3 separate regions of the Homo sapiens genome follow, and all the other regions are linked to region 2. Evidence: read pairs that join two places in POLR2A ChIA-PET (ENCODE). Cell type or tissue: MCF 10A. All regions are shown on one strand. Each heading gives the region's core, and the rest is flanking DNA. Links, peaks and the distances in the headings are about the cores only.

Region 1 (8,400 bases), core at 1,919-6,918, 55 kb before region 2:
AGTTTTTCCTGGATTTTATATCTAGGACTGAAATTGTTCAGCCGTAGAGTATACACATGGTCAACTATACTACGTAATTAAAAACTGTTTTCCGAAGGGTCTGTGCCAATTTAACTTCACCAAAGAATGAGAATTGCTTCGTATCATTATCAAAATTGGGAATTTGAATTTTCAGGTTTTTTTCTCTGATATGGTGGTGTGAAATGATATCTCATTGAGGTTGTAATTTTAATTAAAAACTTCATTCCCCTGATAATTATGTTAAACATCTTTATATAAGTTTATTAGCCATTTGAGATTTATTTTCCTTGAAATTCTTTTTATTACCTTTGCCTATTTTTCTATTGGGTTTTATCCTTTTGATTAATTCACAATAATATATATTTATAAATATAAATATATTTATAAAGAATTCTTGTATGTTGTGTACACATGTATAATTTTAATCTTTTGTTGGTTTCTAATCCTTTTTTTTAGGCAGGGTCTCACTCTGTCATTGGGGCTGGAGTGCAGGGGCATGATCACGGCTCACTGCAGCCTCGACCTCCTGGGCTCTAGCAGTCCTCTCACCTCAGCCCCTGAATAGCTGAGACTACAGACGCACACCACCACACCTGGCTAATTTTTGTATTTTTTGTTGAGATGAGGTTTCGTCATGTTGCCCAGGCTAGTCTCGAACTCCTGAGCTCAAGCGATCCACCAGCCTCAGCCTCTCAAAGTACTGGGATTATAGGCGTGTGCCACCACGCCCAGCCTGATTTCTAATCCTTTATTGATTATACATATGCCAAAGATTTTTTTCAGCTTATGGCTTTTTATTCTTTTTGTGTTGTCTTTGTTTTGTAGAATGACATTTCTATTTATGACTTTATCTTTACAACATTACATACCCTTTGCACAGCAAGACCTTATTAAATATAGAAATTGCCTTGATAAGGTAAATCTTTGGGGGTGATTCTAAAAACTGAGGCTTTCAGAGCTTTGGTATGTTTGGGAAGATTAATGGTTGACAGAGTTTGCAATGTATGATTATAATACAAATATAAAGAAATCCAAGAAACAGACTTTTTTAAAAATCACATCCAGACTCCTAATAAATTGCCTTTCTAGACAAACACTTTTCCTTGTGATATATTCATTTTGTTCTTTTGGTTTTTGTTTATCTTATAGTCTCTGATGATTTCTTTGAAAATAAATTGCAATATAATAATATTTTGAGTTATTGCACTAGCCCAATAAAACAAAGTTGCCTGTTTGCCTCAGTACATTTATGCTGTTGAGAATAGGATGTGCTCATTTGCCCAGTTATTCTCCAGAACACATGACAGTCATCTATTTCACTGATCTTCAACTGATTTCAGAAAGATCTTCAATTACTGGTGGATCTTCTCCTACTAAATGGAAACCGAAAGAAAAGTGAAATTAAACAATAGAAACAATTAAATAAACTTGAAGAGAAGCTGACCAAGATATATAAATTAGGATATCTAAGTGTTTTTCTAAAATCTTTAATCTTTCATGACTACATTGAATGTTTATTAAAGTTTACTGTACAAATTTTCCATTTATCATTTGAAAGGCCTTATTATGAAGGCAATTCTTCCCATTTGATGACAAACGTCAGGCTTGGGGTGAAATTTGATTTTCCTTGAGATACAGACTTCCTTCTCCATTTCTAAAGTAAAGTTTTATTGTTTCTCCAGTGCCTGACCAACCTGGATGCATTGGTAAATCCAGTTATTTGCTTTCCACAGGATGCTGAGAAATTGTAAAAGAGAGCTGGGTGCAGTGGCTCACACCCGTAATCCCAGAACTTTGGGAGGCCGAGGCGGCGGGTGGATCACGAGGTCAGGAGATCGAGACCATCCTGGCTAACACGGTGAAACCCCGTCTCTACTGAAAATACAAAAAATTAGTCAGGTGTGGTGGTGGGTGCCTGTAGTCCCAGCTACTTGGGAGGCTGAGGCAGGAGAATGGCATGAATCCAGGAGGCAGAGCTTTCAGTGAGCCGAGATCATGCCACTGCATTCCAGCCTGGGCGACGGAGCGAGACTTTGTCTCAAAAAAAAAAAAAAAAAAATTGCAAAAGAGTGAGATGGTCTTCCTGCTCACCTCCAATCTTTGGAACTGGGGTTGTCTTTTCTGTCAGAGAACCTTATTAACAGTATATTTTCACTACCTGAATTACTAATACTCAGCATAGTCTTTGACTGGGGGATTGCTGGGTCAAATTTCTGCCTCTGGGTCTTTGAGGAATCACTACATTGTCTTGCACAATGGTTGTACTAATTTACACTCCCACCAACAGTGTAAAAGTGTTCCTTTTTCTCCGCAACCTCAACAGCATCTTCTTCTAGGATTTTTATAGTTGGAGGTCTTACATTTAATCCTGAATCCATCTTTAGTTAACTTTTGTGTATGGTGATAGGTAGGGTTCCAGTTTCATTCCTCTGCATATGGCTAGCCAGGTATCCCAGCACCATTTATTGAATGGGGAGTCATTTTCCCATTGCTTATTTTTGTCAAGTTTGCCAAAGATCAGCTGACTGTTATTTCCAGGTACTCTATTCCATTGGTCTATGTGTCTGTTTTTGTACCAGTAGCATGCTGTTTTGGTTACTATGGCCTTATGATATAGTTTGAGGTTGGGTAATGTGATTCCTCCAGCTTTTTTCTTTTTGCTTAGGATTGCTTTGATTATTTGGGCTCTTTTTTGATTCCATATGAATTTTAGAATAGTTTTTTTCTAATTCTGTAAAAAATGATGTTTGTAGTTTGATAAGAATAGTGTTGAATCTATAGATTGCTTTGGACAGTATGGCCATTTTAACAATATTGATTCAATCCATGAATATGGAATGTTTTTCAATTAGTTTATGTCATCTATGATTTATTTCAGCAGTGTTTCATAGTTCTCCTTGTAGAGATCTTTCACTTCCTTGGTTAGAGGTATTCCTATTCCTTTTTTGGTTGCTATTGTAAGTGAAATTGTATTCTTCTTGATTTGACTCTCAGCTCGAACATTACTGTTGTATATAAATGCCATTAATTTTGTATCCTGAAACTTTACTGAAGTTGTTTATCAGTTCCAGGAGCCTTTTGGTGAAGTCTTCAGGGGTTTTCTAGGTATAGAATCGTATCATCAAAGAAGAGAGCTAATTCGACCACTTCTTTTTTTATTTGGATGCTTTTTCTTTCTTTCTCTTGCCTGTCTGCTCTGGCTAGGACTTCCTGTTTATCTTCTTAATTAGCATGCAAGAACAAAGAGCTTAGGGATTTCTTTGTCTTGTTCTCTGCTGTATCCCCAGCATCTAGAATAGTACCTGACACAAAGCAGGCTTTGACTGAATTTGTTAAATGAATGAATACATGAATGAGGTGATGGATTCCCCTAAAGTAATGGCCACTTTTTTGGACACCAATGAACCTTTCTCTATTCATATGTTTCTAGATGAAACTTCAACTGTAGACATGCCTCTATTACCTGTGGTTGTTGTTTCAAGCCCTTGTTTTGTTAAGCAGAGGGAGGGTGGGATTGCCTTGCTTGAAAAGAAAAACTAATTTGACAGTAAAGGCCAGAGTTATAACAAATCATAAAGAGTTCTATCAACTTCAAGTGCACTCTTTTTTCAAATGCAACTTGTAAGTCACCTTGACATTAAAGAACATCAGCACTGGTATGGACCTCTAGGACTTTGTCAGGCATAACTGTCATTCTTCAATAGTTTGGAAAATACTAAAGGGCAATGTGCCATTTTGTAGATTTTTTTTAAGCAGCTTACATTTAAACTTGAAGAAATCCTACATTTCTATCATCTGTATATATATATATATATAGAGAGAGAGAGAGAGAGAGAGATTCATAAAATGTTATATTTGTCTATGACTGAGATATAATCTAATCCAAATAATTTATTATGCAAATAAAGATGATGCCCAGAGCTATTGATTTATCCAAAATCATTTCAGAAATGAGTGGCATAATCAGTACATCTACCTAGGTTCCTGACACCTAGTTCAGTTTTTCCTTCCAGCACTTAAATGTCAGTCAGTATAGTTGTCACCAGCTGACCAATTGAAGTAGCTGGTACTTCACAGCAAGACCTGCTTCTCTGAGCTTGTCCCTCTGACCAGAGATGATGGATCCAGGCATGGACATCTGACCTACTCTTATTCAAGCAAATTCTGGGTCAAGGTTGTTAAGTTTGGAACAGAATGAGATTCGGTCTTTCCTGAGGGTGGAAGTCATGAGCTGAAAGCCTTGGGAACTCTGGGCACCCATGTTTCCTTCCTTGTGGGAGAACCAAGGCTGCAGTGAAGCAGAGTGAACTCTGTTTGCCCTAAGAAAGAAACAACTCCTAAAGAGCAAGAGAGACTCCAGGCAGCATCTGAGTCCTCACTTCCAGGTTCCCAGCTGCCTTCCCTATAGTAGGGCTACTAGAGAATCTCCAGGGTCTTTCCATTCCTTTGGACCAAATCAATTTGAGTGTGTTTCTGTCATTGTCACAAAAAACATACATATTGAATAACTAGAAGATTTATAGCAACATTCTAATCTCCCAAGGAAAGACAAATCAATATTGAGCTTCTACTACATGTCAGGTACTGGAAATACATTGTTTTTTCAACCTAACAATCCTATGAAGCTGGTCTTATTTTCTGCATTTTAGATTAGGGAAGTGAAGTTCCATGCTAAGTCAGAAGGCCTTAAGTACCTGCATTCAAATTTGAATTCAGATGCTCAAATTCCAAAGTTTGTAATCCTTCCAATGAGTCACATTGCCTTAAATTCACTGTGATCTATGCTTTGCTACTCAAAGTGTGACATCACCTGGAAGCTTGTTAGAAATGCAGAATCACAATCCCAACGTCAGACTACTGAGACATTATCTGTACTTTAAAAAGATTGCCAGGTGATTCGCATGCATGTTCAAGTCTGAGAAGCTCTGATCTAGTAGAAACAAAGGTACAGGGAGATGTAAGCTGAATAACTTTGAACGGTAACCTAACATTTCAGAATCATCTCTAAAATAAGTAAAATAATATCTACCTCACTGGAATTATTGTGACTGAGAAAAGAAAAATATCTCAGAGCAGTCTGAGCTATGCAAGGTGTACAAAACTTATTAGGCCAAGAACAACATGAATATGGGACTTCAGTCATTCATGCGCTAACCCCCTTGTGCCTGGGGCAGTTATTTAAAGGCATTTGTTCCTGACTAGCTGCCTCACTCACTATCTCAATGTTCTGGAATTTGTGTTACAAAGAACAATGTATAGTCAAACAACAGCTTAAAATTTTTTTTTAGAGATGGTGTCTTGCTATGTTGCCCAGGCTGCTTTCAAACTCTTGGCCTCAAGGGATTCTGCCACTTCAGCCTCCCGAGTAGCTGAGATTATAGATGTGAGCCACTTCACTGGCTCTCATGTTTTGTAATGTAAATTCTTGGTAAACAACTTAGGAACTGCCTCTTCTGCTTTATAAGCCTACTTGTAACTGCTGCTAATTGGAACATATATTCAGGGCAACATGAATCTCTGCTCCCAGGTTGCAATCCTCAAACTTGCCCCAATTAAACTCTCTACTTATATTAAATTTGCATCATTTTTTTCTTTAGGTCAACATGAGGATGATATGAGCTAGGGTATAAAAGCCCTGGCTAGAGTACCTAGCTAGGGTATAGTGCCTGGCATAGTAGGCTCTTACTGTAGTATCCTTACATTCCAACATTAAATAAATGTATCATTCTTCTCGTTGTTGGACAGCACTGATAAACACATACACAAAATGATGCAGATAAGAATGTATGTATGCATAATGAACAAGCATTTCCTCAAAATAGTATTGTGACTGCAAGCGTAAAAGGTCAAAGGGAAATATGGTTTGATTTTCTTTGTCATAATGGGTATACAAAATTAAGTTCACACTAGCGATGTCAATGGCAAAGCAACAATGAAAGCTAACCAATTTGAATAAGAGACACAGAATTAAAACAAAAGTTAACTCTAGTAATTTTAGAAGTAGCAGAGAAGTTGTGTAGGTTGAGAGAGGGAAAAGAATATTGGATCAGAAAAGGAATACAGTTTTTAGGAAAGTTGCTAATTATTTCTACTGCTTTCAGATCATAAGACCTAAATTGGATAATCATATAACTCACAGGATACAGAAAAGAAATGTGATTGCTATTGTATTAAAAATATTCATTTTCTCTCTTGTATATTGATAGACCTGTCCACAAGGAAGAGTGTAGAATTTTAGCAATAGTACAAGTAGACAATAAAGTATTTTAAACACTTGAATATAATTCAAGACTTTGGTAATTTTTCTCTATGCCAGAAATATTACATAAAAGAAAATGCTTTTTTTTTTAGAATTTCATTAAATATTGTACATACAATGAAGAAAATCACAAAATGTTAGTGAAGAGCATGAAAGTCTTCAATCATTGTACAGTGGTAGGAAAGAGAATAGTGTAAAATTTTAACTTATCCACAAATGTATGTATAGATTTGACAAAATTCAATTGAAATCGCAATGGAAGTTGAGGAATTTGACAATGTGATTCTAAAGTTAATCAAGAAGTATAAACAACAAATACTAAGCAAGGAAAGTAAAAATAAAACAAACAAAAAACTAGGAATGAGAGATACACATTTTTAACGAAGTAATCTGTATACATAGTTTAAAGAGTCACAAAAAGGTAGGGGGACTTATATTAATCTCCGCCTAAAAAATTACCCCAAGCTGGCTGGGCACAGTGGCTCACGCCTGTAATCCCAGCACTTTGGGAGGCCGAGATGGGTGGATTGCCCGAGGTCAGGAGTTCAAGACCAGTCTGGCCAACATGGTGAAACCCTGTCTCTAATAAAAATACAAAAAAATTAGCTGGAAGTGGTGGCGGGTGCCTGTAATCCCAGCTACTGGGGAGGCTGAGGCAGAGGAATTGCCTCTGCTGAGGCAGAGATGGAGGTTGCAGTGAGCCGAGATCGCTCCATCGCACTCCAGTCTAGGTGACAGAGCGAGACACCGTCTCAAAAAACAAACAACCCCCCACCAAAAAAAAACCAAAAAACAAAAAACCCCAAAATTACCCTAAGCTTAGCAGTTTATAACAACATTCATTACCTCACATGGTCTCTGTGGTTAGGTCTCTGGGACTGATTTAATTGGATGGTTCTGATTCAGGGTCTCTCATGAGGTTGCAGTCAAGTCAGGAGGCGGCCATCTAAAGGCTTGACTGGAACTTGGACGATCTACTTCTAAGGTCACATGCCATGTGGGCCCCTCCAGAGGGCAGTTTCAGTGAGGCAAGGGTCTCTAAAAGAGCAAGCAGTTCGTCTTCACAAGTAGCTCTTTTAATAGGTTCACATTCTGATCTTTTAGGAGCAAAAATTTCCAGAAGCAAGTAACGAAGTTTTGTTCTGCTTGTTCTAGTTTTGTTAAACACAGGTACGGGAAAGTATGGCTGGTCTCAGAATCATTTAACAGAAGATGGGAAACTATGTTTGGTTTTAACATTGTTCAGCACAGGAGCAGGGTATTATGTTGGCTTCTTTCTCAGATCTACGAAGGGAGGTATGGGATACTTGGCATATATGCACCCAGGAGGGACTGGTGACTGCAACTTTAGGGTTAGAATAGACTTCACAGAAGAGGTGTCATAGAAGCCGAGACCCATAGGATGAGTCAAACTTCCTTTCCTTATCTGTCTCTCTCTTTCTTGTCTTGTCTTGTCTTGCTTTGTCACCGAGGCTGGAGTGCAGTGACCCAATCTCAGTTTACTGCAGCTTCAACCTCCTGGGTGCAAGCAATCCTCCCTCCGTCACCTCCTGAGTGTCTAGGTCTACAGGTGCATCCCATCATGCCTGCCTAATTTTGTTCATTTTTTGTAGAGATGAAGTGTCACTATATTGCCCAGGCTGGTTTCAAACTCCTGGGCTCAAGGCCTTCTCCTGCCCCGGCCTCCAAAGTGCTGGGACTACAGGCATAAGCCACCATGCGTGGCCTAAAATTTCTGTAAGTAAAAAAATATTGGCCGGGTGCGGTGGCTCATGCCTGTCATCCCAGCACTTTGGGGGCTGGGACAGGGGGATCATCTGAGCTTAGGAGTTTGAGACCAGCCTGGCCAACATGGTGAAACCCCGTCTCTACTAAAAATACAAAAAATTAGCTGAGTGTGGTGGTGGGTGCCTGTAATCTCAGCTACTCAGGAGGCTGAGGCAGGAGAATCGTTTGAACCCTGGGGGTAGGGGGAGGGGGCGGAGGTTGTAGTGAGCCGAGATAGCGCCACTGCACTCCAGCCTGGGTGACAAAGCAAGACTCTGTCTCAAAAAAAAAAAAAAAATATATATATATATATATAGAGAGAGAGAGAGAGAGAGACAGAGAGAGAGTGCATG
Region 2 (7,393 bases), core at 1,808-6,807:
GGGAGGGGGAGGAGGAGGGGGAGGGGGAGGAGGAGGGGGAGGAGGAGGGGGAGGGGGAGGAGGAGGGGGAGGGGGAGGGGGAGGGGGAGGGAGAGGGAGAGTTTTTTTTTTTTTTATTTGAGACAGAATCTAACTTTGTCACCCAGGCTGGAGTGCAGTGGTGTGATTTCCGCTCACTGCAACCTCCGCCTCCCAGGTTAAAGTGGTTCTCCTGCCTCAGCCTCCCGAGTAGCTGGGATTACAGGCATGTGCCACCATGCTCAGCTAATTTTTGTATTTTTAGTAGAGATGGGGTTTCACCATGTTGGTCAGGCTGGTCTCGAACTCCTGACCTCAGGTCATCCACCCTCCTTGGCCTCCCAAAGTGCTGAGATACAGGCATGAGCCACCGCACCCAGCCAATGTGATACTTTTTAAGAAACATACAGGAAATTAATTTCCTTTGGCTGTGTTCTCTTGTCTTTCCCAGAAAAATTTAATTGTTCTGTTAGAGCCAAAGAGTAGGCTCTTTTACTTCAAGATCTAGCAATCAAATCTAGCACTATAGTAGTCTGTTTACCCCCAGGGTTGTGTATGTGTGAAGGAATAAAATGTAGTTAGTATTGTGTTTTTTTCTTTTTTTTTTTAAGTGATTAAGTAAATACATTGATTAACTCAGTTTGACACACTTTCTCATGGTGATTACAGTTTTCATTTTTTTTTATCCATAGGAGATATCAAGACCTCTAGTAGAAGCCTAAAACCGTGATATTTCTGAACTCTTCTATATGCGTTTTTTTTTTTTCCTGTACATACATAACCCAGGAGAAAGTTTAATTTATAAATTGGGCTAGTAAGAGAATAACAACAATAATTAATTAGAAAAAAGAACAATTATAAAAATATACTGTCATGGAAATTATGTGAATGTGGTCTCTCTCTCAAAATATCTTAATATTTTTGGACCACAGTTGACCATAGCTAACTGAAATTGCTGAAACTGCAGATAAGGGTGGACTGCTGTACTCATTTTATTTTTATTTCTAGGGTAAAAATCATGGTAAGAAACTCCGAAATTACTATGCAGCAAATAGCTGTCCTCCTCCTGCTAGAATGAGCAATGTGGTCGAGCCTGCAGCTACTCCAGTTGTTCCAGTCCCTCCGCAGGTGAGACATGTGTGTCAGGGTGAAGCAGCATTAGGGTGGAAGCTGTAATATGCACAAATGGTTATAGATGACATTTGTCGTCCATGTGTCCATTAGGGTACAGTTGGGAAAATAATCCTGAAAGATGCTGCTTGGTACTTTTAACTCCTTGAACTACAGTGCTGGATTTAATGCAGGCTATTGTTACGTGAGTCTTTATACATTTCTTAAAATTCTGGGCTAAATAGGCCAGGTGCGGTCACTCATGCCTGTAATCCCAGCACTTTGGGAGGCCGAGACGGGCGAATCACGAGGTCAAGAGATCGAGACCATCATGGCTAACACGGTGAAACCCTGTCCCAATTAAAAATACAGAAAATTAGCCAGGCGTGGTGGCGGGCACCTGTAGTCCCAGCTGCTCGGGAGGCTGAGGCAGGAGAAAGGTGCGAACCCGGGAGGCGGAGCTTGCAGTGAGCTGAGATTGCACCACTGCACTCCAGCCTGGGCAACAGTGCGAGACTCCATCTCAAAAAAAAAAAAAAAAAAGAAATTCTGGGCTAAATGATCCTGAATGTCTAGGCTAACCCCAAAATGAAAAGAGAGATTTTCAAACATGTGTTCCTTTATTGCAGTTCATCCCATTTATTTCAGATTTTGCCTTCCAGTTGCAAAATTAGGTGTTTGAGATTGCTTATTACTTACCTCTATTCAGAGAGCCTGTGTAAACATGTTTTGAACCTTGCTATCATGAAACAGACTTGAAAACCAAGTTCTTCTGCTCTTTGGAAGATAGAACAGGTGCTTTAGGCAAGATATTCCTGTACCTTAGTAGCCTCTGAAACATGGAGTCTACTCTTAATCTGTCTTTGAAGTGTTATATGTCCATAAAAACAATACAGTGGTCATAAATAATAATAGTTATAATAGAGTACATATCGTGCCAGGCACTGTGCTGAGCATGTTTCATACGTTGTTTCAGTCAGGGCTGGGACTATGGTGAGGTGATGGATGCACTAAACTTGGGCATAAAATTTAAGAAGGAGCCAAAAAACTCAGTAATAAAGATAGATATTTAATACAATATTTTAGAAATGTAAAATTGATTTAAAATAGTGGTGAACAAAACATTAAAAACTTAAAATAAGTATTACTGATTTTCCTTTTGCCCCAGGCTGCAATATGACTTGGTGTGGCAGTGTTGTTACTGATTCTGAATGTAAAATTTTGGTATTTTATTCATCCTTAATTTTTTGCATTAAATTTAATTTTTTAAGCTGGGTGTGGTGGTGTGTGCCTGTAGTCTCAGGTACTTGGGAGGGTGAGGCACAAGAATCACTTGAACCCGGGAGGTGGAGGTTGCAGTGAGCCAAGATTGTGCCACTGCATTCCAGTCTGGGTGACAGAGCGAGACTATCTCAAAAAAATAAAAAGAAAATGTAATTAAAAAAATTCCATGAAAGTATTATTAATCTTGATTGCTGAGTTTTTTTTGATGCTCCATTAAATTCTGAGCCCAAGGCAAGTGTCTCACTTGCTTCATTTTAGTCCCAGGCCCTGACGTCATTTAATGCTTGCAGCGACTTAGAGGTATTGGCCATATTACTCAAATTGGTGTCCATAGGTCAGCAGTTTCAGCCTCACTGAAGTTTATTAGAAGCTTAGATGAGCTAAGTAACTTTCCATGGTGTTACAGGTTTTGTAAAGTGGTGGAGCAAGAATTTCTTTCTTTTTTTTTTTTTTTGAGATGGAGTTTTGCTCTTGTTGCCCAGGCTGGAGTGCAATGGTGTGCTGGGCTCACTGCAACCTCCGCCTCCTGGGTTTCAAGCAATTCTCTTGCCTCAGCCTCCTGAGTAGCTGGGATTACAGGTGCCTGCCACCATGCCCAGCTAATTTTTGTTATTTTAGTAGAGACAGGGTTTTGTCATGTTGGCCAGGCTGGTCTTGAACTCCTGACCTCAGGTGATCCACCTGCCTCGGCCTCCCAAAGTGCTGGGACTACAGGCATGAGCCACCGTGTCCAGCCCAAGAATTTCTTTTGATCTTAGACCTTTGCTTTTAACCAGTTTGTATCATTTTACTTTTCTGAGTGTTAGTTTTTAGTATTTAAAAGTGTGGGTAGCAATTCTGGCTGTTCTTCCTTCTCATGGATTTGTGGGGAAAATGAGATATATAAAAAACCAAATCAGAGAACAAGAAGATACCCAGAGAGATCTTCAAGCTGCATAGTTTTCCTGTCACTGGTTTCTGAAGGCTGCTCTAGAATTGAATAGCTACCCCCAGTGGGGGCTGTTTTCAGTGGGCTCCACCCTCCCGGGCAGGCAGCCTAAGCCTTTCTTCAGAGCATACCCCAGAAAAAACTTCCCTTCCAAGTGAAATGATGCTGTTTTCTGCAACTGTTGCTGATATATGTGGTTTCCAGAATCTTTATCATGTACTATATTATTCTCTTCTGGCCAAAACCTAGTGTGTCATTTTTTTTGTTAACCTAATACTTACTGAATGCCTACTATCTTCTGGGCAATCTGTTAGGCTCTCTTTAACATGTTATTCCACAACCTGACTACAGTTGTCTGGATTTGCTACTTATTTTTAATTTTTTTCCGGATTATATCTGTAGCTAGTTTGTAGACTCTTTGTGGACAGGGGCTCTTTTTAAAAAAATATATGACTATGTATCCCTCCTGGACTAGACAGCAACCCTGATAAAGAGTTAACAGTCACTAAATGCTTATCGATGGATTCTGCAGACTTTACTGTTTCCCGTAATGTGATTTTAGGCCTTACCTATTTTACCCATGACTTACTGTCCTAAATCTAAGGTTTTTAAACTCTTAAAAAATGTCTTCAGTGGCGACAGCAACTAGCCATTCACTAATTTGGTACCTAAGTGATTATAATGCAAAACCATGATTAAGTATCTCCCAGCCTTTTTGTTTTCCTGGATTGAATTATTTTCTTGATGAAGCTTAATGCTTGTGGTCATGCCATATCCTTTGGTTGTTTTTCAGCTCTTAGAAAGACCTTTGAGGAGAAGGAGGAAACTCTGTATTTTTTTTAACTTTGTTTCTTCTTGTGTCTTTGATGTCAGATGGGCTCCTTTAAGCCAGGAGGCCGAGTGATCCTGGCCACGGAGAATGATTACTGTAAGCTCTGTGATGCCTCCTTCAGTTCCCCAGCTGTGGCTCAGGCTCACTATCAAGGGAAGAATCATGCCAAGAGGCTGCGGCTGGCGGAAGCTCAGAGTAACTCATTCTCGTAGGTATTGCCATTTTCTCTGAGGCCAAAGTGTTATGTGAGATTGACTGTCTTTAAAGAAAAAGAGTAGAAAGGGATTCTTGTTTAGAAGACTCACTCTTTTTTAAACTTCTTTTCTCCAGGGAATCCTCAGAGCTGGGTCAACGGCGGGCCAGGAAAGAAGGGAATGAGTTTAAGATGATGCCTAACAGGAGAAATATGTATACAGTACAGAATAATTCAGGTATCTTGTCTGTTTCCACATACCTTGGGTACATTCTGTACCTAGTCTCCTTTGTTTTTATTTCTTTTAATGATAATAGATAGCCCTGAGAATTTGGAGTTAGTCAGTGTTTTATTGAATTAGTCTAGTGGCGGCCTTTCAGGCTGGTGTGTATTTCAGGTCTCATTTATTTACTTTATTGTTGTAAATAATATATTATTTATTTTGGTTTTACACTATAGTCTGTGTTTTAGGATCTCTTATCTTTGTCCCCTTATGTTTGTTTATATTTCCAGCTGAGAAATGTAAAAGACATGATAAAAATGGGCTACTTGGTTTAAAGTTGTACCATGTTAAAGAAAAGATTCTAAAGCAGTGTTTTTTAACCAGGCTAGTGAAACAGAATTACCCAAGGAGCTTTTACAAAATGCCTGAACCATGACTTAGAGATTTTCAATGAATAAATTTGGAGTAGGACCCAGACATATGTGTGTTTTGAAAATGCTTGCTTGATGCTTCTGATATACACATTTAGTTCACAAACACTGATTTATAGGAATAAATTCTGCATTTTCTGATTGTCTTCAGTAGGGAGAGTGGGCTGAGTAGTCCCTCACCCTCCCCTCTACTTCAGCCTCTGATTCATGCACATGCCAGCAGAGGTCATTTACTTGAACAGTGAAACAAATAGAAAACAGAGCTAACTGAAAAGCCAGAGAAGCCTACTAAAAAAAGGACATATAGAAAGCACAATTCAGGCCAGGCTCCTGTGGCTCGTGCGTGTAATCCCAGCACTTTGGGAGGCTGAGGTAGGTGGATCACCTGAGGTCAGGAGTTCGAGACCAGCCTGGCCAACACGGTGAAACCCCGTGTCTACTGAAAATACAAAATTAGCTGGGCATGGTGGCATACGCCTGTAATCCCAGCTACTTGGGAGGCTGAGGCAGGAGAATCGCTTGAACCTGGGAGGTGGAGGCTACAGTGAGCTGAGATTACACCACTGCATTCCAGTCTGGGTGACAGAGCAAGACTCTGTCTCAAAAAAAAAAAAAAAAAAAAAAAAAGCACAATTCATTATGATTAAGAAAAGTCTAAACATATATTAATAATTGTAATAAATGTAAAATTACCAAAGTCCAAAAAATGTTAAATTGGATGAAAGAAATCCATCTGAAATGAAAGAAGCTGGGATAGCTGTATTAATATCAGAAAAATAAATTTTAGGATAGATTATGTTCTCTGACCAGAGTACAATGAAATGAGATGTCAACAACAAAAATAGAAAAGCAAACAAAATTTCCATTTGTTTTCCAATTTAAAAACACTTCTAAATAACTCATGGTTCAAAGAAACAATTATACTGGAAATTAAAAATTCCTACAGTGAAACAGTAATGAAAATATATTAACACTTGTAGGATGCAGTGAAAGCAGTATTTTGAGAAAAGTATTACCTATATATTATTATAGTGGAAGTGAAAAGCATAAAGTTAACGAACTAAGCGTCCAGCTTATGAGGTCAGTAATGTAAAAAGAAGAAAATGAAATGATCAGTAATGTCACCAACACTTTTGCAGATTTCATTCTAGTCTCTTCATATGTATGACTTCTTTAAAATAGAAATGGGATCCTAGTTTGGGATATTCATAGTTTACTTAATAGCGTAAGAGTTTTCTATAGCATTATTATATTTAGCAATGGCATAGTTTTCCATTGCATTCATTACCATACTTTCTTTAATCCTATTTTTGAATCTCTTCTTCCCCCTAAATTTTTGCTTTTATAATCACTGCTGAGATAAACATATTGCTATTAAATCTCAGTGTGAAAATTCTTAGTATTTTCTTAGGATAATTCTTACAAGTAGAATTTTTGGATTAAAGGGTTAGCATAAGCATAAGACTTCTGATATAATGCTTGGAAATTAAAGTATTTTTAAAAGCGTATTCACTTTTTTAGAGACACAGCCATTTGGAATTTGGGTTTGGCTCTACAGCAATTTTTCTGACAATGGTTGGAGGAATCATTTTATCTTTTTAGATCGAACCTGTGTAAAATTGTAATTTTAAAAATCCATTAACTTCACATTCACTTAAAGCTAAGAATCTGTGAATTTTATAATTTGAACTTAGAATTACAAATTACAGTGATAATTGGTCAGGTTGTCATTCACTTAATGAATATTTTGAATATATTATTTTTATCTCTTGCTTTAGCAGGTCCTTACTTCAATCCCCGCTCTCGGCAGAGAATTCCACGTGATCTGGCCATGTGTGTTACTCCAAGTGGCCAGTTTTACTGCTCAATGTGTAATGTTGGAGCTGGCGAAGAGATGGAATTCCGGCAGCATTTAGAGAGCAAGCAACATAAGAGCAAGGTGTCTGAACAGCGGTACAGGAATGAGATGGAGAATCTGGGATATGTATAGTGATTATCATATTAAGATAGAGCAGCTTTTCCTGCCTGTTGTTTGCCTTTTGTCAACTTGCCCTGCTTTGTGGTCTTTTTGATATGAGTACATTCCTCTGCTTAATGTTAATACATGTAACCCACAGTGGTACCATGAGATGTCAAAACCTGGGGGCCCGGGGGCGGGGCGGGGGGAGGTGGGTGTGAAGAACGTGCTTCTTAGGTCATAACGCTTTTGCAGGGTCAATGGTGTTGAGCCGCTCATAGCATGTGACCTACCTACCCCATCAGAAATAACTTTTTATCTTGCTCAAGTTCTGGTCAACTAGTAGCCTGACGGCTTAGAACTTTGACTATTTAAAAGTTTCATTTTCTTTTGCAATTTTAGTTTTATGTACTGTTA
Region 3 (8,400 bases), core at 1,664-6,663, 110 kb before region 2:
CTTGATGAATCCTCGAATGTCCTCCTGGATGATTCAGTTGAAGAGCTGATGTTTACTTACCACTCTGTCTCCTCTCCATGAGAGCAGTGCACACTAGCTGCTTCTAGTCAGCCACCTTTTGTAGTTTAAATTTTAGTTCAGGTTTTAAAACCTTTGCTATGCTTCTTTTGATCTGTGCAACCTTTACGAAGCTCAGGGATAAGCCCAAGTCTTGCATAGGCTCATATACAGACTTAGATGATCCCCCTTTCCAGCTCTCTCCTCTCTGGAAATTACCACACATTCTGGCCTTCTGAGGCCTCTTTTCCTGGTTCCTCTGTCTAGAAAGATAGGTTTTTATTGCAGTTTTAGCCACTCATGCTGCTACTCTTCTGCACAGTTCTGTGACTAGGGCCTTTCCTTGGGGGAAAAGCCATGAGATAGAAAAACAAAGACCTGGGAGACTTACCTGTTGGAGGTAGCACCTCAACATTTTTGACTACCTTCCATGACTGACTGACTTTTATTTACTTTTCAGAGTCCTCAGGTAGTTATTTCATTTTATCTAGAGCTTTAGAGGGAGAATTAGGCTATAGTGGGCTTGTCCTACCATACTGGAGGTAGGACTTTGAAACTATGGTTAAATGTTTTATTGTTTCTTTATATGAGTCATGGCACAAGAAAGTAAGTTCCATGAGACCAAACTGTTTTCGTAGCACTTAAACATTATTAAAAGTGCTAGATTTATAGAAGGACTCAAATTGAATGGGAAACATGTTGATATGTGTGCTGCTTGTTAGAAAAGGAACAGGTCTTTATTACAAATGGAAGTGTGGCACCAGACATCACCTAGTGTCATGTGTTACAGAGACAAGCACTAGCAATGAAAAGAAAATCTACATCCCTCAACAATTAAGAAGTATGTATCATCTCAAAGTATAATTAAATCTAATAGTTTTCAATTTATTTGGAGTGAAGCAATAGATTATTTGCAAATAGTATCTTTTAAACACAGAGTATTATCCACAAGTAAAATTTGTATTAGTTTATTTGAGCTATCTTATGAACTATATATTTTTAACTTTAAAAATATTTTTATTGATACATAATATTTGCACATATTTATGGGGCATATGTGATATTTTGTTAGTTGCATAGACTGTGTAATGATCAAGTAGGGATATTCACGATATCCCTCACCTCAAGTATGTGTCATTTCAATGTTTTGGGAACATTTCGAGTCCTCTCATCTAGCTATTTTGAAATATACGTTGTTGTGAACTATAGTCACCTACTCTGCTATCGGACGTTAGAACTTATTTCTTCTATCTAACTGTATGTTTGTACCAATTAACCAATCTTCCTTCATCCTCTGCCCACAACACACATACCCTTCCCAGTCTCTGGTAACCATCATTCTACTCTCTACCTCTATGAGATTAGTGTTTTAGCTCCCATGTATGGGTGAGAACATGCAATATTTGTCTCTCTGTGCCTGGCTTATTTCACTTAGCATAATGACCTCCAGTTCTGTCTATGTTGCTGCAAATGACAAGATTTCATTCTTTTTATAGCTGAATAGTATTCATATATATATATATATATATATATATATATATATGATCACATTTTCTTCATCTATTCATCAATTGGTAGATAGATACTTAGGTTGGTTCCATATTTTTCCTATTGTGAATAATGCTGCAATAAACATGGGAGTGCAGGTATCCCTTTGACATACCAATTTCTTTTCCTTTGGATAAATACCCTGTAGTGGTATTGCTGGATCATATGGTGGTTCTAGTTTTAGTTTTTTGAGATATATCCATACTGCTTTTCATAATGGCTGTACTAATTTACATTCCCACCAACACTATGAAGAGTTCCCTTTTCTCTGAATCCTTGCCAGCATCTGTTATTTTTTGTCTTTTTAATAATAGCCATTCTAACTGGGGCAAGATGATATCTCATGATTTTTGATTTGCATTTCCTTGATGACTGGTAATGCTGAGTATTTTTTATATACTCGTTAGCCATTTGTATGTCTTTTGAGAATTGTCTACTCGTGTCCTTTCTCCACTTTTAAATGGCATTTTTTTTTGTTTCTTTTTTTTTTTTTTTTTCTTTTTGCTGTTGAGTTGTTTGAGTTCCTTGTATATTCTGGATAATAGTTTCTGGTCAGATGAATAGTTTGCAGATGTTTTCTCCTATTCAACGGTTGTTTCTTCACTCTGCTGATTGTTTTCTTTGCTGTGCAGAAGCTTTTTAGTTTAATATAGTCCCATTTTTCTGTTTTCATTTTTGTTGCCTGTGCTTTTCAGGTCCTAGCCATAAGATATTTGACTAGACCAGTGTCCCGAAGTGCTTCCTGTGTGTTTTCTTCTAGTAGTGTTATATTTTCAGATATTTCTTTTAAGTCTTTAATCTACTTTGAGTTTATTTTAGTATATAATGGAATATCTACCTTATTCTGCATATGGATATTCAATTTTTGCAGAACCATTTATTGAAGAAAGTGTCCTTTCTCCCATGTATGTTCTTGGTGACTTTGTCAAAAATCAGTAAGCTGTAAAAAAAATGTGGATTTATATTTAGGTTCTCTATTCTGTTCTATTAATTTATATGTCTATATTTATTCAAATATATTTTTATTTGGGTTACTATATCCTTGTAACTGTTTGAAGTCAGGTAGTATGATGCCTCTAGTTTTGTTCTTTCTGCTTAAGATTGCTTTGATTATTTGGCCTCGTTTTTGTTTCCATATAAATTTTAGAATTATTTTTTCTATTTCTGTGAAAAATGGCATTGGTATTTTGAGAGAAATTTCATGGGATCTGTAGGTTACTTTGGGTAGTGTGGTCATTTTAACAGTATTAATTCCTCCAATCCACAAGCATGAGATGTCCTTTCATTTGTTTGTGCCCACTTCAATTTCTGTCATCACTGTTTTGTAGCTTTCCTTGGAGAGCTTTTTTCCCACTTTGGTTATTTCTATGTAGTTTACTTTTTGGTAGGTATTATAAATGGGATTTCCTTCTTGATTTCTATTTCAGCTAGTTCATTATTAGTGTAGAGAAATGCTACTGATTTTTATATGTTGATTTTGTATTCTGCAACTTTACTGAATTTGTTAATCAGATCTAATAGTTTTTTGGTGGAGACTTTAGGTTTTTCTAAATATAAGATCATGTCATCTGCAAAGAGGGATAGTTTCACTTCCTCTTTTCCAATTTAGATGCTTTTTCTTTTCCGCCTTTCTCTTGTCTGATTGCTCTGGCTAGGACTTCCAGCACTATGTTGACTAGTATACAGTGGTGAAAGTGGGCATCCTTTCCTGTTCCATTCCAGATCTTATAGGAAAGGCATTCAGCTTTTCCCCATTCAGCATGATGTTAGTTGTGGGTTTGTGATATATAGCCTTTATTATGTTGTGGTATGTTACTTGTATGCCTAGTTTGTTGAGAGTTTTTTTTTTTTAACATGAAGGATGTTGAATTTTATTAAGTGCTTTTTCTGCATCAATTGAGATGATCATATGGTTTTTGTCCATCATTCTGTTAATGTGATGTATCACATTTATTGATTTGAATATGTTGAATTATCCTCGCAACCATGGGATATATGACACTTGATCATGGTGTATAATCTTTTTGATGTGTCGTTGGATTTGGTTTGCTAGTATCTTGTTGAGGATTTTTGTGTCTGTGTTCATCAGGGATATTGGCCTGTAGTTTTTGATGTTGGGTCCTTGTCTGTTTTTGATATCAGGGTAATGCTGGCCTTATAGAATGAGTCAGGGAGAATTCCCTCTTCTTCCATTTTTTTGAATAGTTTGAAAAGAATTCATGTTAGTTTTTCATTGAAAGTTTAGTAGAATTTGGCAGACATCTGGTCCTTGGTTTTTGTTTGTTGGAAGACTTTTTGTTACTGATTTAACATCATTACTTATTATTGGCCTGTTCAGGTATTCTATTTCTTCCCGATTCAATCTTGGTAGGTTGTATGCATCCAGGAATTTATCTATTTCTACTAGGTTTTAATGTGAACTTTTTTGTTTCTGGTTTTGTTTGAGTCATTTCACTTTTTTTCTTGGTTAGTCCAGCCAGAAGTTTATTGATTTTGTTTATCTTTTAAAAAATCAGCTTTTGGGAGAGGAGCCAAGATGGCCAAATAGGAACGGCTCTGGTCTACAGCTCCCAGCGTGAGCGACACAGAAGATGGGTGATTTCTGCATTTCCATCTGAGGTACCGGGTTCGTCTCACTAGGGAGTGCCAGACAGTGGGCGCAGGTCAGTGGGTGCAGCGCACCGTGCGCGAGCCCAAGCAGGGCGAGGCATTGCCTCACTCGGGAAGCACAAGGGGTCAGGGAGTTCCCTTTCCTAGTCAAAGAAAGGGGTGACAGATGGCACCTGGAAAATCGGGTCACTCCCACCCGAATACTGCGCTTTTCTGACGGGCTTAAAAAACAGTGCACCAGGAGATTATATCCCGCACATGGCTCGGAGGGTCCTACACCCACGGAGTCTCGCTGATTGCTAGCACAGCAGTCTGAGATCAAACTGCAAGGCGGCCGTGAGGCTAGGGGAGGGGCGCCTGCCATTGCCCAGGCTTGCTTAGGTAAACAAAGCAGCCGGGAAGCTGGAACTGGATGGAGCCTGCCACAGCTCAAGGAGGCCTGCCTGCCTCTGTAGGCTCCGCCTCTGGGGGCAGGGCACAGACAAACAAAAAGACAGCAGTAACCTCTGCAGACTTAAATGTCCCTGTCTGACAGCTTTGAGGAGAGCAGTGGTTCTCCCAGCACGCAGCTGGAGATCTGAGAACGGGCAGACTGCCTCCTCAAGTGGGTCCCTGACCCCTGACCCCTGAGCAGCCTAACTGGGAGGCACCCCCCAGTAGGGGCACACTGACACTTCACATGGCCAGGTACTCCTCTGAGACAAAAATTTCCAGAGGAACGATCAGACAGCAGTATTCGCAGTTCATGAAAAACCGCTGTTCTGCAAACACCGCTGTGGATACCCAGGCAAACAGGGTCTGGAGTGGACCTCTAGCAAACTCCAACAGACCTGCAGCTGAGGATCCTGTCTGTTAGAAGGAAAACTAACAAACAGAAAGGATGTCCACACCAAAAACCCATCTGTACATCACCATCATCAAAGACCAAAAGTAGATAAAACCACAAAGATGGGGAAAAAACAGAGCAGAAAAACTGGAAACTCTAAAAAGCAGAGCACATCTCCTCCTCCAAAGGAATGCAGTTCCTCACCAGCAATGGAACAAAGCTGGACAGAGAATGACTTTGACGAGTTGAGAGAAGAAGGCTTCAGACGATCAAACTACAAGCTACAGGAGGAAATTCAAACCAAAGGCAAAGAAGTTAAAAACTTTGAAAAAAATTTAGACGAATGTATAACTAGAATAACCAATACAGAGAAGTGCTTAAAGGAGCTGATGGAGCTGAAAGCCAAGGCTCGAGAACTACGTGAAGAATGCAGAAGCCTCAGGAGCCGATGCGATCAACTGGAAGAAAGGGTATCAGCAGTGGAAGATGAAATGAATGAAATGAAGTGAGAAGGGAAGTTTAGAGAAAAAGAATAAAAAAAAACAAACAAAGCCTCCAAGAAATATGGGACTATGTGAAAAGACCAAATCTATGTCTGATTGGTGTAGCTGAAAGTGACGGGGAGAATGGAACCAAGTTGGAAAACACTCTGCAGGATATTATCCAGGAGAACTTCCCCAATCTAGCAAGGCAGGCCAACATTCAGATTCAGGAAATACAGAGAACGCCACAGAGATACTCCTCAAGAAGAGCAACTCCAAGACACATAATTGTCAGATTCACCAAAGTTGAAATGAAGGAAAAAATGTTAAGGGCAGCCAGACAGAAAGGTCGGGTTACCCACAAAGGGAAGCCCATCAGACTAATGGCGGATCTCTCGGCAGAAATTCTACAAGCCAGAAGAGAGTGGGGGCCAGTATTCAACATTCTTAAAGAAAAGAATTTTCAACCCAGAATTTCATATCCAGCCAAACTAAGCTTCATAAGTGAAGGAGAAATAAAATACTTTACAGACAAGCAAATGCTGAGAGATTTTGTCACCACCAGGCCTGCCCTAAAAGAGCTCCTGAAGGAAGCGCTAAACATGGAAAGGAACAACCGGTACCAGCGGCTGCAAAATCATGCCAAAATGTAAAGACCATCGAGACTAGGAAGAAACTGCATCAACTAACGAGCAAAATAACAAGCTAACATCATAATGACAGGATCAAATTCACACATAACAATATTAACTTTAAATGTAAATGGACTAAATGCTCCAATTAAAAGACACAGACTGGCAAATTGGATAAAGAGTCAAGACCCATCAGTGTGCTGTATTCAGGAAACCCATCTCACGTGCAGAGACACACATAGGCTCAAAATAAAAGGATGGAGGAAGATCTACCAAGCAAATGGAAAACAAAAAAAGGCAGGGGTTGCAATCCTAGTCTCTGATAAAACAGACTTTAAATCAACAAAGATCAAAAGAGACAAGGCCATTACATAATGGTAAAGGGATCAATTCAACAAGAAGAGCTAACAATCCTAAATATATATGCACCCAATACAGGAGCACCCAGATTCATAAAGCAAGTCCTGAGTGACCAACAAAGAGACTTAGACTCCCACACATTAATAATGGGAGACTTTAACACCCCACTGTCAACATTAGACAGATCAACGAGACAGAAAGTTAACAAGGATACCCAGGAATTGAACTCAGCTCTGCACCAAGCGGACCTAATAGACATCTACAGAACTCTCCACCCCAAATCAACAGAATATACATTTTTTTCAGCACCACACCACACCTATTCCAAAATTGACCACATAGTTGGAAGTAAAGCTCTCCTCAGCAAATGTAAAAGAACAGAAATTATAACAAACTATCTCTCAGACCACAGTGCAATCAAACTAGAACTCAGGATTAAGAAACTCACTCAAAACCACTCAACTAAATGGAAACTGAACAACCTGCTCCTGAATGACTACTGGGTACATAACGCAATGAAGGCAGAAATAAAGATGTTCTTTGAAACCAACGAGAACAAAGACACAACATACCAGAATCTCTGGGACACATTCAAAGCAGTGTGTAGAGGGAAATTTATAGCACTAAATGCCCACAAGAGAAAGCAGGAAAGATCCAAAATTGACACCCTACCATCACAATTAAAAGAACTAGAAAAGCAAGAGCAAACACATTCAAAAGCTAGCAGAAGGCAAGAAATAACTAAAATCAGAGCAGAACTGATGGAAATAGAGACACAAAAAACCCTTAAAAATTAATGAATCCAGGAGTTGGTGTTTTGAAAGGATCAACAAAATTGATAGACTGCTAGCAAGACTAATAAAGAAAAAAAGAGAGAAGAATAGACACAATAAAAAATGATAAAGGGGATATCATCATGGATCCCACAGAAATACAAACTACCATCAGAGATTACTACGAACACCTCTACGCAAATAAACTAGAAAATCTAGAAGAAATGGATAAATTCCTCGACACATACACTCTCCCAAGACTAAACCAGGAAGAAGTTGAATCTCTGAATAGACCAATAACAGGATCTGAAATTGTGGCAATAATCAATAGCTTACCAACCAAAAAGAGTCCAGGACCAGATGGATTCACAGCCGAATTCTACCAGAGGTACAAGGAGGAACTGGTATCATTCCTTTGAAACTATTCCAATCAATAGAAAAAGAGGGAATCCTCCCTAACTCATTTTATGAGGCCAGCATCATCCTGATACCAAAGCCAGGCAGAGACACAACCAAAAAAGAGAATTTTAGACCAATATCCTTGATGAACATTGATGCAAAAATCCTCAATAAAATACTGGCAAACCGAATCCAGCAGCACATCAAAAAGCTTATCCACCATGATCAAGTGGGCTTCATCCCTGGGATGCAAGGCTGGTTCAATATATGCAAATCAATAAATGTAATCCAGCATATAAACAGAACCAAAGACAAAAACCACATGATTATCACAATAGATGCAGAAAAGGCCTTTGACAAAATTCAACAACCCTTCATGCTAAAAACTCTCAATAAATTAGGTATTGATGGGACATATCTCAAAATAATAAGAGCTATCTGTGACAAACCCACAGCCAATATCATACTGAATGAGCAAAAACTGGAAGCATTCCCTTTGAAAACTGGCACAAGACAGGGATGCCCTCTCTCACCACTCCTATTCAACATAGTGTTGGAAGTTCTGGCCAGGGCAATTAGGCAGGAGAAGGAAATAAAGGGTATTCAGTTAGGAAAAGAGGAAGTCAAATTGTCCATGTTTGCAGACGACATGATTGTATATCTAGAAAACCCCATTGTCTCAGCCCAAAATCACCTTAAGCTGATAAGCAACT

What was found. Peaks named below come from ENCODE experiments on the same cell type or tissue, not always from the same donor. Only the 100,000 strongest peaks of a DNase experiment are listed, where the experiment ranks them.
Region 1: POLR2A ChIA-PET joins it to region 2 with 7 read pairs; 15 of 35 experiments call an interaction of 5 or more read pairs at or near these places.
Region 3: POLR2A ChIA-PET joins it to region 2 with 6 read pairs; 14 of 35 experiments call an interaction of 5 or more read pairs at or near these places.

The regions. Positions count from the first base shown.
Region 1 is chr3:179,079,030-179,087,429 of GRCh38, reverse strand. No RefSeq gene overlaps it. Among named protein-coding and RNA genes, the nearest start is that of ZMAT3, 11 kb to the right of the region's middle. In MCF 10A, for the core only: no CTCF peak of the experiment used is centred there; no DNase peak of the experiment used is centred there.
Region 2 is chr3:179,024,633-179,032,025 of GRCh38, reverse strand. ZMAT3 (zinc finger matrin-type 3) reads left to right here. Exons shown (of 6, transcript NM_022470.4): 3 at 1,027-1,146; 4 at 4,214-4,380; 5 at 4,503-4,603; 6 at 6,798-7,393. The coding sequence ends at 7,009. Among named protein-coding and RNA genes, the nearest start is that of ZMAT3, 43 kb to the left of the region's middle. In MCF 10A, for the core only: no CTCF peak of the experiment used is centred there; a DNase peak (open chromatin) is centred at 4,315.
Region 3 is chr3:179,128,593-179,136,992 of GRCh38, reverse strand. PIK3CA-DT (PIK3CA divergent transcript) reads left to right here. Exons shown (of 3, transcript NR_125401.1): 2 at 4,122-4,224. Among named protein-coding and RNA genes, the nearest start is that of PIK3CA-DT, 15 kb to the left of the region's middle. In MCF 10A, for the core only: no CTCF peak of the experiment used is centred there; a DNase peak (open chromatin) is centred at 4,596.